3 separate regions of the Homo sapiens genome follow, and regions 2 and 3 are each linked to region 1. A link is an interaction called in ENCODE POLR2A ChIA-PET data of the cell type or tissue named here. Cell type or tissue: OCI-LY7. All regions are shown on one strand.

Region 1 (4,000 bases):
CTGGAGTGCAGTGGCACAATCTTGGCTCACTGCAAGCTCCACCTCCCAGGTTCACGCCATTCTCCTGCCTCAGCCTCCTGAGTAGCTGGGACTACAGGCACCCGCCACCACGCCTGGCTAATTTTTTTGCATTTTTAATAGAGACGGGGTTTCACCATGTTAGCCAGGATGGTCTCGATCTCCTGACCTCATGATCTGCCCGCCTCTGCCTCCCACAGTGCTGGGATTACAGGCGTGAGCCACCACGCCAGGCCTTTTTTTTTTTTTTTTTGCAGAGGATTGTTTTATGTCCAATTATGTGGTTGATTTTAGAGTATGTGCCATGTGATGATCTGAAGCATATATATTCTGTTATTTTTGGGTGGAGAGTTCTGTAGAGATTTATCAGATCCATTGGTCTAGTGTTGAGTTCCGGTCTTGAATATCTTTATAAATTTTCTGCCTTGATGATCTGTCTAATATTGTCAGTAGAGTGTTGACATCTCCCAGTATTATTTTGTGGGAGTGTAAATCTCTTTGAAGGTCTCTAAGAACTTTCTTTATGAATCTGGGTGCTCTTGTGTTGGGGTGCATATATGTATTTAGGATAGTTAGGTCGTCTTGTTGAATTGAACCCTTTACCATTATGTAATGCCCATCTTTGTCTTTTTTGATCTTTGTTGTTTTAAAGTCTCTTTGTCTGAAATTAGGATTGCAACCCTGGCTTTTTTCTGTTTTCCATTTGCTTAGTAGATTTTCCTCCATCCATTTAGTTTGAGCCTATGGGTGTCATTGCATGTGAGATCAGTTTCTTGAAGACAGCATACCATTGAGTCTTGCTTTTTTATCCAGCTTGCCACTCTGTGCCTTTTATGTGGGGGCATTTAGCCCATTTACATTCAAGGTTAGTTTTATATATGTGTATTTAATCCTGTCATTGTGTTCTTAGCTGGTTATTATGCTGTCTTGTTTGTGTGGCTGCTTTATAGTATCGCTGGTCTGCATATTTAACACTGGTTTGTGTTTTTGCATTTGTTGGTAGTGATCTTTCCTTTCTACTATATTAATACATTTAGTGCTCCTTTCAAGATCTCTTGTAAGGCAGGTCTGGTGGTAACGAACTCCTTCAACATTTGCTTATCTGAAAAAGGTTCCTATTTCTCCTTTGCTTAAAGAGCTTAGTTTGGCTGGATATGAAATTCTTGGTTGAAGATTTTTTTTTTTTTTATTTAAGAATGTTGAATATAGGTCCCCAATCTCTTCTGACTTACAGGGTTTCAGCTGAGAAGTCTGTTGTAAGCCTGACAGGGTTCCCTTTGTAGGTGACCTGCCCTTTCTCTCTAGCTGCCTTTAACATCCTTTCTTACATTTCAGCCTTGGAAAATCTGATGATTATGTGTCTTGGGGGTGATCTTCATGTGTAGCATCTTGCAGGAGTTCTCTGTATTTCCTGAATTTGACTTTTGGCTTCTCTAGCAGGGTTGGTGAAGTTTTCATGGATGATACCCTGAAATATATTTTGTAAGTTGTTTGCTTTCTTCTCCCTTTCAGGGATACCAATTTTTCATAGATTTGGCTTCTTTACATAATCCCATACTTCTTGAGATTTTGTTCATTCCTTATTCTTTTTGTCACTATTTTTGTCTGACTCTTATTTCAGAGAGCCAGTCTTCAAGTTCTAAGATTCTTTCTTCAGCTTGGTTTATTCTGCTGTTAATACTTGTCATTGCATTGTGAAATTCTTGTATTGTGTTATTCAGCTCTGTCAGATCCTTTAGGTTCTTTTTTATGCTGGCTATTTTGTCCTTCAGCTCCTGTATCATTTTATTTTGGTTCTTACTTTCCTTGGATTGAGTTTTGCTATTCTCATGAATCTCAGTGATCTTGGTTCCTATCCATATTCTAAATTCTATTTTTGTCATTCAGCCAGCTCAGCCTGGTTAAGAACTCTTGTTGGAGAACTGGTGTGGTTGTTGGGAGACATATGACAGTTACTGGAGTTCTTGCATTGGTTTTTTGCTTGTCTCTAAGTCTGGGTGTTCCTTTAACTGCAGTGTAGATTGAGTACAGTCAAGTGACTGATTTGCTGGATGTTTTCACAGGGCTGAGTCTTTGTTTAGGGTCTTTGAAGCTGACTTCTTGTTTTTGGTTTCAGAGGGTGGTACGTTAGTGAGGTATTTTTGGTGTTGAAGCTTTGGGTTGTGATCTGGTATGTGGCACGTAGGCATACTGGTCATGGTACACTCTTGCTTGGTTGTGTGGCTCCCCCGTATTTCCTCACAGTTGCAGCCGTGTTCCCTCTCAATTCTCAAAAAGCGTGGGTTTCTCTCCACCTTGAGTACTGGCTATAGATCGCAGCTTGGCATTCCCGAGCTGCCCATTGCAGCTCTGGGACAATCTCAGTGTTTATGTTTTTTTTCCAGTTTGGGGGCAGCAGAGGAAGGGACCTTAGTAGTGGTTGTGGCCGAGGGTCATTTGATTGTCTCCTGTGGGCTCCACCCCAGAGACATGCAGGTCAGCAGTCACTCAGTGCAATCAGCTCAGGATGGAGGGTCTTCGCTGCGAGCCCAAGCTGGGGGTTCCCTGCCTGGTGAAGAGTAGGGGGGTGGGTGGGCCCTTGGGAGACGGACTAGCCTCCCCTCCTTGTTGGAGGTGTGGATAAGGCAGTTAGGGTCTGTGCTTCTTTGTTAGTCCGAGGGTAGCAAGGGCAGTTCCACCGCAGCGGCAGTGGCAGAGAGGCTTTCAGTTGCCATGTGGTCTCTGTCCAGGGAGTTGCTGAGTTGCTACTGGCTGGATAGCTCTGGTAAGGGGGTGGCTGGAGGCCCAGGCCTGGAGGACCTGCCGATGAGGAGATGTGGGAATGGGTACCCACATAACCGTCTGGCCACTTTTCTGTAGGGCTGCTGCAATATGTTGGGGGTCCACTCCAGTCCCAGTTGCCTTGGATTTTCCAGTACCTGGAGGTATCAACAGTGAAGGCTGCAAAACAGCAGAGATAGTGGCCTGCCCCTCCCTCTGGGAGCTCTGTCCCAGGAAGGCACAGATCTGTTGCCAGCCCAAAGGCACCTGTAGGTGGTGGTTGGAGACCTCAGTTGGGAGGGCCCATCCCCTGAAGAGGAATGGGATCAGGGACCTGCTTAAAACAGCAGTCTGACCTCTTTTTCATAGAGCAGCCATGCTATGCTCAGGGTCTGCCCCTAGTTGCTTTGGGCACTTGAAACCCAAAGATGGAATTGCAGCTCCTTTTGCCCTGAAGCCCAGAAAGCCTGGGTATCTAAGGCTCTCGGGTCTCTGTTTGCGCCTGAGAAACTACTCTGCCAAGATTCCATGTAGCTCTGTGTCAGACTGAAGACCCTGGTGGAGTGGGTTCATGAGGCAGTCTCCTGACCCGAGGGTTGTAAAAAGGTCTGTGGAAGAAGCGTGGTTCCCGGGGTCCCATATTCACTCACTGCTTCCCTGAATGGGGGAGGTTCCCCTGGCTCCATTTCACTCCCAAGTGGGCCACCGTCCTGCCTTGCTTTTCTCCGTTTTCCATGGGTGGAGTTGTTTCCTTGATTGGTCCCAATGCGTGTACCTGGATGTTTAATTGAAGGTGCTGTGTTTACTCGCCCCTTCGCTCCTCTCGTGAGAGCTGCGCACACTAGATGCTTCTAGTCAGCCATCTTGGCCACCCCCCTACACTTTGATTTCTATATTTCATTTCTAGGTAGATACCTAGGAATGGAATTGCAGTCATAGGGTACGTGTGTGTTTCGTTTTTAAAGAAACTGCCAAGTTATTTCCAATGTAACTGAATTTTTTAGCTGTTCCTTGTTTTTACTTTTTCTGGGTATACCCTGAGAGGTAGTCTCATGGCTAAAGTATAGAGATGTGATAAATCACAGGAAATGTGTTGGGGTGGGATGTGAAAGGGAAAGGGCCTTGAAATCCATGGTTGGAAAGTACCTTGAAAGATCATTTCTGTTTCCAAGAGGCATTGCATGTAAAGCATGCCATACTTCTAAGAATCTTTCTGTTTTAA
Region 2 (4,000 bases), 120 kb after region 1:
AGATATTGACAAAGTTAAATAAACATAGAAGATACAATGAATGAGAAGACCAATATTATAAAGCTTTTCCCCTTAACCCAGAGTTTCACATAATGCCAGTCAACATTTCAACAGGCGTTGTTATTGTGTCTGCACATACATATGGAAGACAGCAAAGGGCTTAGGAAAAGGCGAATTTACTTGTCCTGCCAATTAGCAGGATGTCTTTTAAAAAAGGCTAATCACAGGCCGGGGACAGTGGCTCCTGCCCGTAATCCCAGAACTTTAGGAGGCCAGGGCGGGTGGATCACTTGAGGTCAGGAGTTGGAGACCAGCCTGGCCAACATGGTCAGATCCTGACTCTACTAAAAATACAAAAATTAGCCAGGTGTGTGGTGGCATGTTCCTGTAATCCCAGCTACTGGGGAGGCTGAGGCAAGAGAATCGCTTGATCCCAGGAGGTGGAGGTTGCAGTAAGCCGAGGTCACACACCACTGCACTCCAGCATGGGCGACAGAAAGAGACTCTGCCTCATATATTAATTAATTAATAAATTAATAAAAAGCTAATCACAGTATTGTGATGTCGTGTAGGTATGGACACATTGACTAGTGGGACAGACTAGAAGGCTGAGAAACCCAGACACACATAAGTGCTGCTTGATAAACAATCAGGCATTTTAATCAGTAAGAAAAGCGTTAAGTAAATTTATTTCAACATTGGTTAGTTATATGGAAAAAATAAAGTATATCCGTTCTTTATCGATACATAAGTGACTTTTCACATAAAATATTAGCAAAATAGTAAGCTTTAGAAAAATATAGACCTTGTGTTATAATTTAAAAACGTTCTAAATATGTAAAACAAAACCACAGAGTTATTGGTTGTGAAAACATGTATTTACAAAAAAAAAAAAAAACCAAGGGAATGCTGAACACTGGGTTTAGGATCATGTTACCAAATGTTGGGGGAAAGTAGAATACGAGAGGTTTAGCAAAGAGAGTTTTTATTTTTTAAGCTAAATGAGTATACATGTTCATTTAAAAAATCTTTTTGTGACCTAAATATTTTATAATGAGTTTAAGAATTTAAATTCAGTTGTTTTTTTCATGTTCACTTTGCCTTTGTGATTTGCCTTGATTTAGCTCAGTGACTTCCTTAGGAAAATCAGAGGTCATCACTCATAGGCTTCCCAGTCAGCCAGGCACAGGTATCTAGACCAGTAGTGTCACATTGAACAAATTAATTAATTTCCCTGTTTCTCGGTTTTCTCATCTGTAAAATGGGAGTGATTACTTTATATGCTGTGAGGATTCTGAATGGACTCATATATAGTTGTTAGTAAATGGTATAGCTTTTCACTTCTGTATAGATTATAGAGTTTATTTATAAGTTTTTCCTTAAACTGAAAAGTCATTGATTCTTAACTAGTTTTATTATTTTTTTAATGCCAGCTTTCTTTCATTGCTCTTTACCTTCCTTTCTTGAAACTTTTTCAAGCTTTAGGATTTGCTTCCTGCATTACTTCTCTGTAAGCTTTGTCGCTTGTGGGGGTAGAAGTGATTTTGAACAACATAAAAGCCAGTGGGAGTTCAAGTTGGTTGTGTTTTTCCTATCCTCATTGAGTTACGGCCGGAGAGGCATTTTGTGCTCCCTCGAAACCAAAAAGGCCTATTTTTTTTTTTTTTTAAAGTTTAATCGCTAATCATACTAGTCTGGTCACTAATGATTTTGTGTTTCTGAATTCATTTTTATTTTTATGGCTTCGTGGTTCAATAATTGCTGTAATTTTTTCATAACTGCCTACAGCATTGGATTATCTTTGGGCCATCATTTCTCTAGGTACTCCTAATACTGATTCTTTTTAGCTGTATCTCTCTTTTTAGCTTTATCTTTTCTTTATCTTAGAAACTTACTGACTTACATGCTTTAAAAATAGAAGTTTAATGCTGCATATCAAAAACACATTTATTCACTGGGGAGCTATAGCTTCTGTGATGGCTGAGTTAAGAAGGTAGACTTTTTTATTTTGGGTTTTTTTTTGGTATTACTCTTATTTTCTATAGTTTGTTTTTTACAGTGACAGTAAATATTTTCTGTTTTTGGAAATTTGTCAGATTTGTAGACAATAAAAAAGAAAATTTAATCTGGAAAAAATTATGGGAAATGTCCTCAAATGGATATCACTTCCTTGTCTGAAGAGATAACATACTAAAATAGCTGGAACCTAAACAGCTGCAGGTCCATGGCTCCATCTCAGGAGTTCATCCTGTGTTCGTAGAACAGTTGTGCGTGGATCATATGCGCATGTGCGCATGCACACACAGGGAGACGTGGCAGACCTCGTGTGGAGGATCTGCTCACAGAAGCTGTTGCTCCCCATGTAGTTGGCTGGTCAGTGCCCCTCTTTTGGGGCATGGCTTCTTTTCTTGAGGAGGTGGCACTTACTGGAAATGTTGTGAAACACTGTTTTTGCTGTGTCCTCCAGGTCGGATCCGCACAAGACGGCAAAGCTCTGGGAGTGCCACCAACGTCGCCTCTACACCTGATAACCGGGGCCGCAGTCGCGCTAAAGTGGTTTCACAGTCCCAGCGTAAGAAACATATTTTATGCTCTTGCTTACCTCAGTTTTATTCAACAGCTCATTCTGCAGTTGAACATTTTACAATCTCTATATTGACTTCAGAGGGAAAAACACATTTTTTGTGGCTCTGAGATACTGTGAGTAATCTTACTGTTTGTTGGGTAAGCTTAAAAAATGAAACATTTCAGGCATACATTTGTCTCCTGTCCAGGTGATTTACATTTTGTATTGTTAAGCATTAAACATTAAAATGTAGTTTTTCGCCCTCCTTTGAAGCCTGTCAAATTGTAGCTTATCTGTTCTGTGACTCATTTTTGCATTGATAAGGAATCCTTCTGATGTAATTTTAGAACAGTACGTGGGCAGAAAACTATTAATGCTATGTTCTTTCCAGTGGTAAATAAGTAAATCCATTAAAAGCTCTCCCCCTTTAATTCTGTGCTCTAACATTTGCAGCCCGCACCTCTCTTCCTGCCATGTGGGCTCTTGCTTTGCCTAGCTGCTTCCATGATTGCGTCTCTGTATATGTGAAGTCAGTTGGTTTGTTAGCCTTAGCCATGAAAGCAGCCACAGCTGGAATGAATTTATTCTGGTCACACTTCAGATCCTCACTTGGTGTCTCACTTTCCAGCCACACATAAACTTTAAGGGGCCCACCTCCTCTTTTAAGGGGCCCGCCTCCTCTCTATGCATGTCGAGTAGAGCTGGGTAGCAGAGTGCTCCTGGGCAAGGTGAGCGTGGGAAGGAAGAGTCTTCCTGTCCCCAGGAGCTGCATGCGGTCCCACAGCACAGCACTCACTAGCTGACATTTGCCTGCCTCCTTTGTGGCCCAAGGAACTGTCTGTCTGTTGTAGAGAGTGATCAGTCTGCACCAAACCTTAAGAGCTCCCTTAGTATAGAAAATGGCCTTGTTCAACACCTTCTGAATTTAAATTCTTTTCCCTTTGATAACTGCAGTCCTCATGTTATATAATTTCTGCAAAGAAAGCAGAAGATCAGTTATAGTGCTGCCTTTGGTGAGGCTACAGAACCTTCCTGTGGCCTAGGTTGTATTGTGTAGTGTGATACACTACAAGCATGGGTTTCAGTGTCAGACAAAACTGGGTTTGCATCCTGGCTCCAGTGTGATGTTGGGTGAGTCTTTTAACCTTTGTGAGCCATTGTTTCGTTGTCTGTAAATTGAGTGATAACAGTTCCCACCCTCATGGGGTTTTAATGAGGATTTAATGAGCATTAGGAGCCTAACATGTAATAGTTAAATGGACGCAAGCTTTATAGTCATAGTTGTTTCAGATCAGCAGACTTCCATCCTAGCTGAAGTTGAGCCTCCTTGATCCCTGTCTACTTCAGTAGGTTTAGGAAAGAAGGCTAGGAATGGATTTACATGATGAGGGATGCAGTTCAGGATAGATTGAGTCCGTTAAGACCAAGAATGCC
Region 3 (4,000 bases), 220 kb before region 1:
GCTTGCAGAGAACTGCAGACCAACCGAACCCTCTGCACTTTTGCGAAGGAGTTCAGCAAAGAGAAGGGACCATTCACATGAGCCATTAGCTAAACAATATCAAATCAAAAGGTCATAGTAGAATTCACAGGTATCTCAGAAAGTCTTTTAAAAGTCAGTAGTATATTTAGGATAAATCACAATGCAAAAAAATATATACACATCTTTATAATTTTTTGGCAATTTCCCTTTTTTTTTTTTTTTTTTTTGAAACAGCGTTCTCACTGTGTCACCCAGGCACTGCAGCCTCGACTTCCTGGGCTCAAGTGATCCTCCCGCCTTACCGCCTTAGTCCCCCTAGCAGCTGAGACTACGGGTGTGTACCACCATGCCCGGCTAATTTTTGTATTTTCAGTAGAGACGAGGTTTCACCATGTTGGCCAGGCTGGTCTCAAAGTCCTGAGTTCAAGCAATCCACCTGCCTCAGCCTCCCAAAGTGCTGAGATTACAGGCATAAGCCACCATGCCCAGCCAATTTCCCAATGTTCTATGATGATTTCTTATTTCTAATAAAAGTAGCACGAGTCAAAAAGGAGGAAAACATACAAAATGTCTCATGAAGCAATGATACAGACATTTAAATATTCCCTGCAACTCCCACCATACCTCTGACAGAACACCAGGCAGTATCAACTATATTCCCTCCCCTCCTTCCAATGTGTATTTTTTAAATGAAGATTAAAGCCAAGGTTCTCCTTCTCCTTCTGGAGTCAGCTCACAAATGCTTGTGCCAACCCCACTTCCTTTTTCCTCAGTTAAGGTAGTTGGGGAAATATTCCTCTTTCTGTTTTCAGTTTAAGGAAAGGTTACAGCTGCTTGGTGATACAGGCAGGCCACAGCCCAAGAACCTGGGCACCCATTTCACCAGTTTTATAAAACAATATAAAGTCATGTCCTTGTTCTTTGAGGGGGTGGGACAGGACATAAGACAGGCTCCCCAAGTCCCCCGGGCAGGACTCCTGTCGTTAACCCACTCATGCCCACCTCCGGGGCTGATCCCAGGAAGACTGACGGCCAAACTCTCCCGGGAACAGCTGAAGAAAGCGAAACTGGGTCCATCCCTGCTGATCCTTTGTTCTTTGCCTTGGAGATCTGAGAGTTAAGAAATAAAGTCCAAACAGTAACACTGACTGATTTTGAGTCTTTGCTGTGGCGGGGCGCGGTGGCTCATGCCTGTCATCCCAGCACTTTGGGAGGCTGACGCTGGTGGATCACCTGAGGTCAGGAGTTCGAGACCAGCCTGGCCAACATGGTGAAATGCCATCTCTACTAAAAATACAAAAATTAGCCGGGCATGGTGGCGGGCACCTGTAATCTCAACTACTCAGGAGGCTGAAGCAGGAGAATCACTTGAACCTGGGAGGCGGAGGTTGCAGTGAGCCGAGATCACACCACTGCACTCCAGCCTGGGCAACAGAGCGAGACTCCGTCTCAAAAAAAAAAAAAAATGAGTCTTTGTTGTATTGGTGCTGGTTCTAATAGTGTATCAAAGTAGAAGGGCCCAGTCCATCAACTGTGCTTTCAAAACAACCCTTTAAATGATTACAACAATCTTGCCGTCTTCCCCCAGAAAGTAAAAGCAAACATCCTGCCCTTTGTACTTCCCAACTGTGAAAAATTATCTGGCTTAACTTCCATTGTCAGGGTGAGCAAAGGGTTCCTCAAAGGAAGCTCTGACAGCAGGGACGTGGCAGAGGAAGCTGAAGGGGGATCTTTCTGACTTCTGAACTGGTCTTGCTGGCAGGTCCAGCTGGTGGGTCCAGACAGTGAGGCCAGCATTCTATCATGAAAAAACACAGCTGCAACGGATGAACGCACAACCCTAGCCAGAGCAGATGGCTGTGGGTAAATGTTAATTAGTATTAAATAACACCAGATGAGCTTGAGTAACTGATGTAAGGGTCAGGCTAAATAGGTTACTTCCTTTGTCATTTTTTTTCTGACAAGCCCAGCTTTCTTCTATGAGGATTCTACATATTTTCATAGATTTATTTTCCTTCAGCCAAAAACCTTAAAGTCTTCATAGTAAGTAAAGGATTTCTAGTGCAGTAGGAGAGAAAGCACAGTGCATCTGTCACATAACGGCCCCAGCTCCTGCTTGGGCAGACCTGGACACAGGCCTCTTGCTCCTCCCATCTTCTTGATGTCTTCAATCATGTCCCTGGGCTCCCTCTTCATCACAGTCACAGTTCCAAGATCCACTCTATATCTAAAGGACTCCCTCACCTCCAGCCTCAGGCACCCAAAATTCTAGTCCAAAAAGTACAGCCAGCCGTGCAACATCTAGCACAGTAAACTCAACACTTGCAAAATTGAACTTCTCATCTTCTCCTCTTCCCCCAGAAACTAGCTCCACTTTTCCCATGGATATTCTTTCAGAAGCTCAGGCAGCTTTTCACTTCTCTCAGCTACCCCAACTTCTCTGTCTACCCCAACCTCTCTGTCTACCCCAACTCCATCAGTCAGCAAGTTTGGCCAGTTCTCGCTCTGCAGTGCACTCCATCTGCCCTTACCCAGTCATGCCTATCACCAGCTACCCAATCTGACCCTTACCTCAAAGACAGCAAGAGCTTGCTCCCAGGTGTCCCTGCCTGTGGTCTCTCCCCATTGGTAACGTGATAGATGCAGGATTCAAAACTAAGACTGACTCTAAAGCTGCTCCCTCCTCGCCTCAAAAAAACCCTTCAGTCCTCCAATGCCTATCATTCGAAGTCCAAACTCCCTAACCCCCCAATTCAAGCTTTCCTAAATCTAACAATCCAACCTTGCCAGAGTTCCTCCTCCACTCACATGGGTGACATCCCTAACCCCATTAAATGTGATATGTTTCCACATTGGTGTCAATTATTCTGCCCAACCAAAATGACCTTCTCCTAGTTCCATGCTTGTCTAAATCTCACCTCTTTCGGTGGTGGCTCACGCCTGTTATCCCAGCACTTTGGGAGGCCAAGGCGAGTGGATGACCTGAGGTCAGGAGTTCGAGACCAGCCTGGGCAACATGGTGAAACTCCATCTCTACTAAAAATACAAAAATTGGCTGGGTGTGGCGACGCACACCTGTAGTCCCAGCTACTCAGGAGGCTGAGGCAGGAGAATTGCTTGAACCCAGGAGGTGGAGGTTGCAGTGAGCCAAGATTTTGCCACTGCACTCCAGCCTGGGCAACAGAGTAAGACTGTCTCAAAAAGAAAAAAAAAGGTGGGGGAGGGGGGAGGGATAGCATTAGGAGATATACCTAATGTAAATGACGAGTTAATGGGTGCAGCACACCAACATGGCACATGTATACATATGTAACAAACCTGCACGTTGTGCACATGTACCCTAGAACTTAAAGTATAATAAAAATATATATATATATAGAAAGAAAAAAAAAACTCACTTCTTTTCATGACCTAGTTCAAGCTACAGCTCCCAAACTATAGCAATTATTCAAAAGTTATTTAGAAACTAAGTACTGTGACTATGACATCTTTTCTGTTATTGTCTTGAATTTAAACTCCTAGTAGGGAACCCTCATATATTGCTGGTGGGAATTTAAAATAGTGCAGCCACTTTGGAAACAGATTGGCAGTTTCTTTAAAAACTAAACATAAACTTACCATTTTTACCACAGATTCCTAGGTACCTATCCAAAAGAAATAGAAACTTACGTTCACACAGACTTGCATGCTAATGTTCAGAGCAGCATTATTCATAGTAGCCAAAAAAATGGAACTTAAATGTGTCATCATGTGATGAATGTATAGATAAAATGTGGAATATCTGGCCAGACTCATGCCTGTAATCTCAGCACTTTGGGAGGCCGAGGCAGGCGGATCACCTGAGGTCAGGAGTTCAAGACCAGCCTGGCCAACATGGCAAAACCCGCCTGGCCAAGATGGCAAAACCCTGTCTCTACTAAAAACACAAAAATTAGCTGGGCGTGGTGGCACACACCTGCAATCCCAGCCATTCGGGAGG

Evidence for each region. ChIA-PET counts read pairs that join two places held together with the same protein. Peaks named below come from ENCODE experiments on the same cell type or tissue, not always from the same donor. Only the 100,000 strongest peaks of a DNase experiment are listed, where the experiment ranks them.
Region 2: POLR2A ChIA-PET joins it to region 1 with 6 read pairs; 7 of 35 experiments call an interaction of 5 or more read pairs at or near these places.
Region 3: POLR2A ChIA-PET joins it to region 1 with 5 read pairs; 4 of 35 experiments call an interaction of 5 or more read pairs at or near these places.

What each region holds. Positions count from the first base shown.
Region 1 is chr2:121,545,978-121,549,977 of GRCh38, reverse strand. All of the region lies in intron 2 of CLASP1 (cytoplasmic linker associated protein 1), which reads left to right. Among named protein-coding and RNA genes, the nearest start is that of RNU4ATAC, 17 kb to the right of the region's middle. In OCI-LY7, no CTCF peak of the experiment used is centred here; a DNase peak (open chromatin) is centred at 2,117; H3K27ac peaks cover 871 bases.
Region 2 is chr2:121,428,645-121,432,644 of GRCh38, reverse strand. It overlaps CLASP1 (cytoplasmic linker associated protein 1), which reads left to right. Exons shown (of 41, transcript NM_001395891.1): 20 at 2,468-2,572. Among named protein-coding and RNA genes, the nearest start is that of CLASP1-AS1, 100 kb to the left of the region's middle. RefSeq lists an enhancer at 1,963-3,162. In OCI-LY7, no CTCF peak of the experiment used is centred here; no DNase peak of the experiment used is centred here.
Region 3 is chr2:121,770,310-121,774,309 of GRCh38, reverse strand. No RefSeq gene overlaps it. Among named protein-coding and RNA genes, the nearest start is that of TSN, 17 kb to the right of the region's middle. In OCI-LY7, no CTCF peak of the experiment used is centred here; DNase peaks (open chromatin) are centred at 1,849 and 2,619; H3K4me3 peaks cover 1,193 bases; H3K27ac peaks cover 2,323 bases.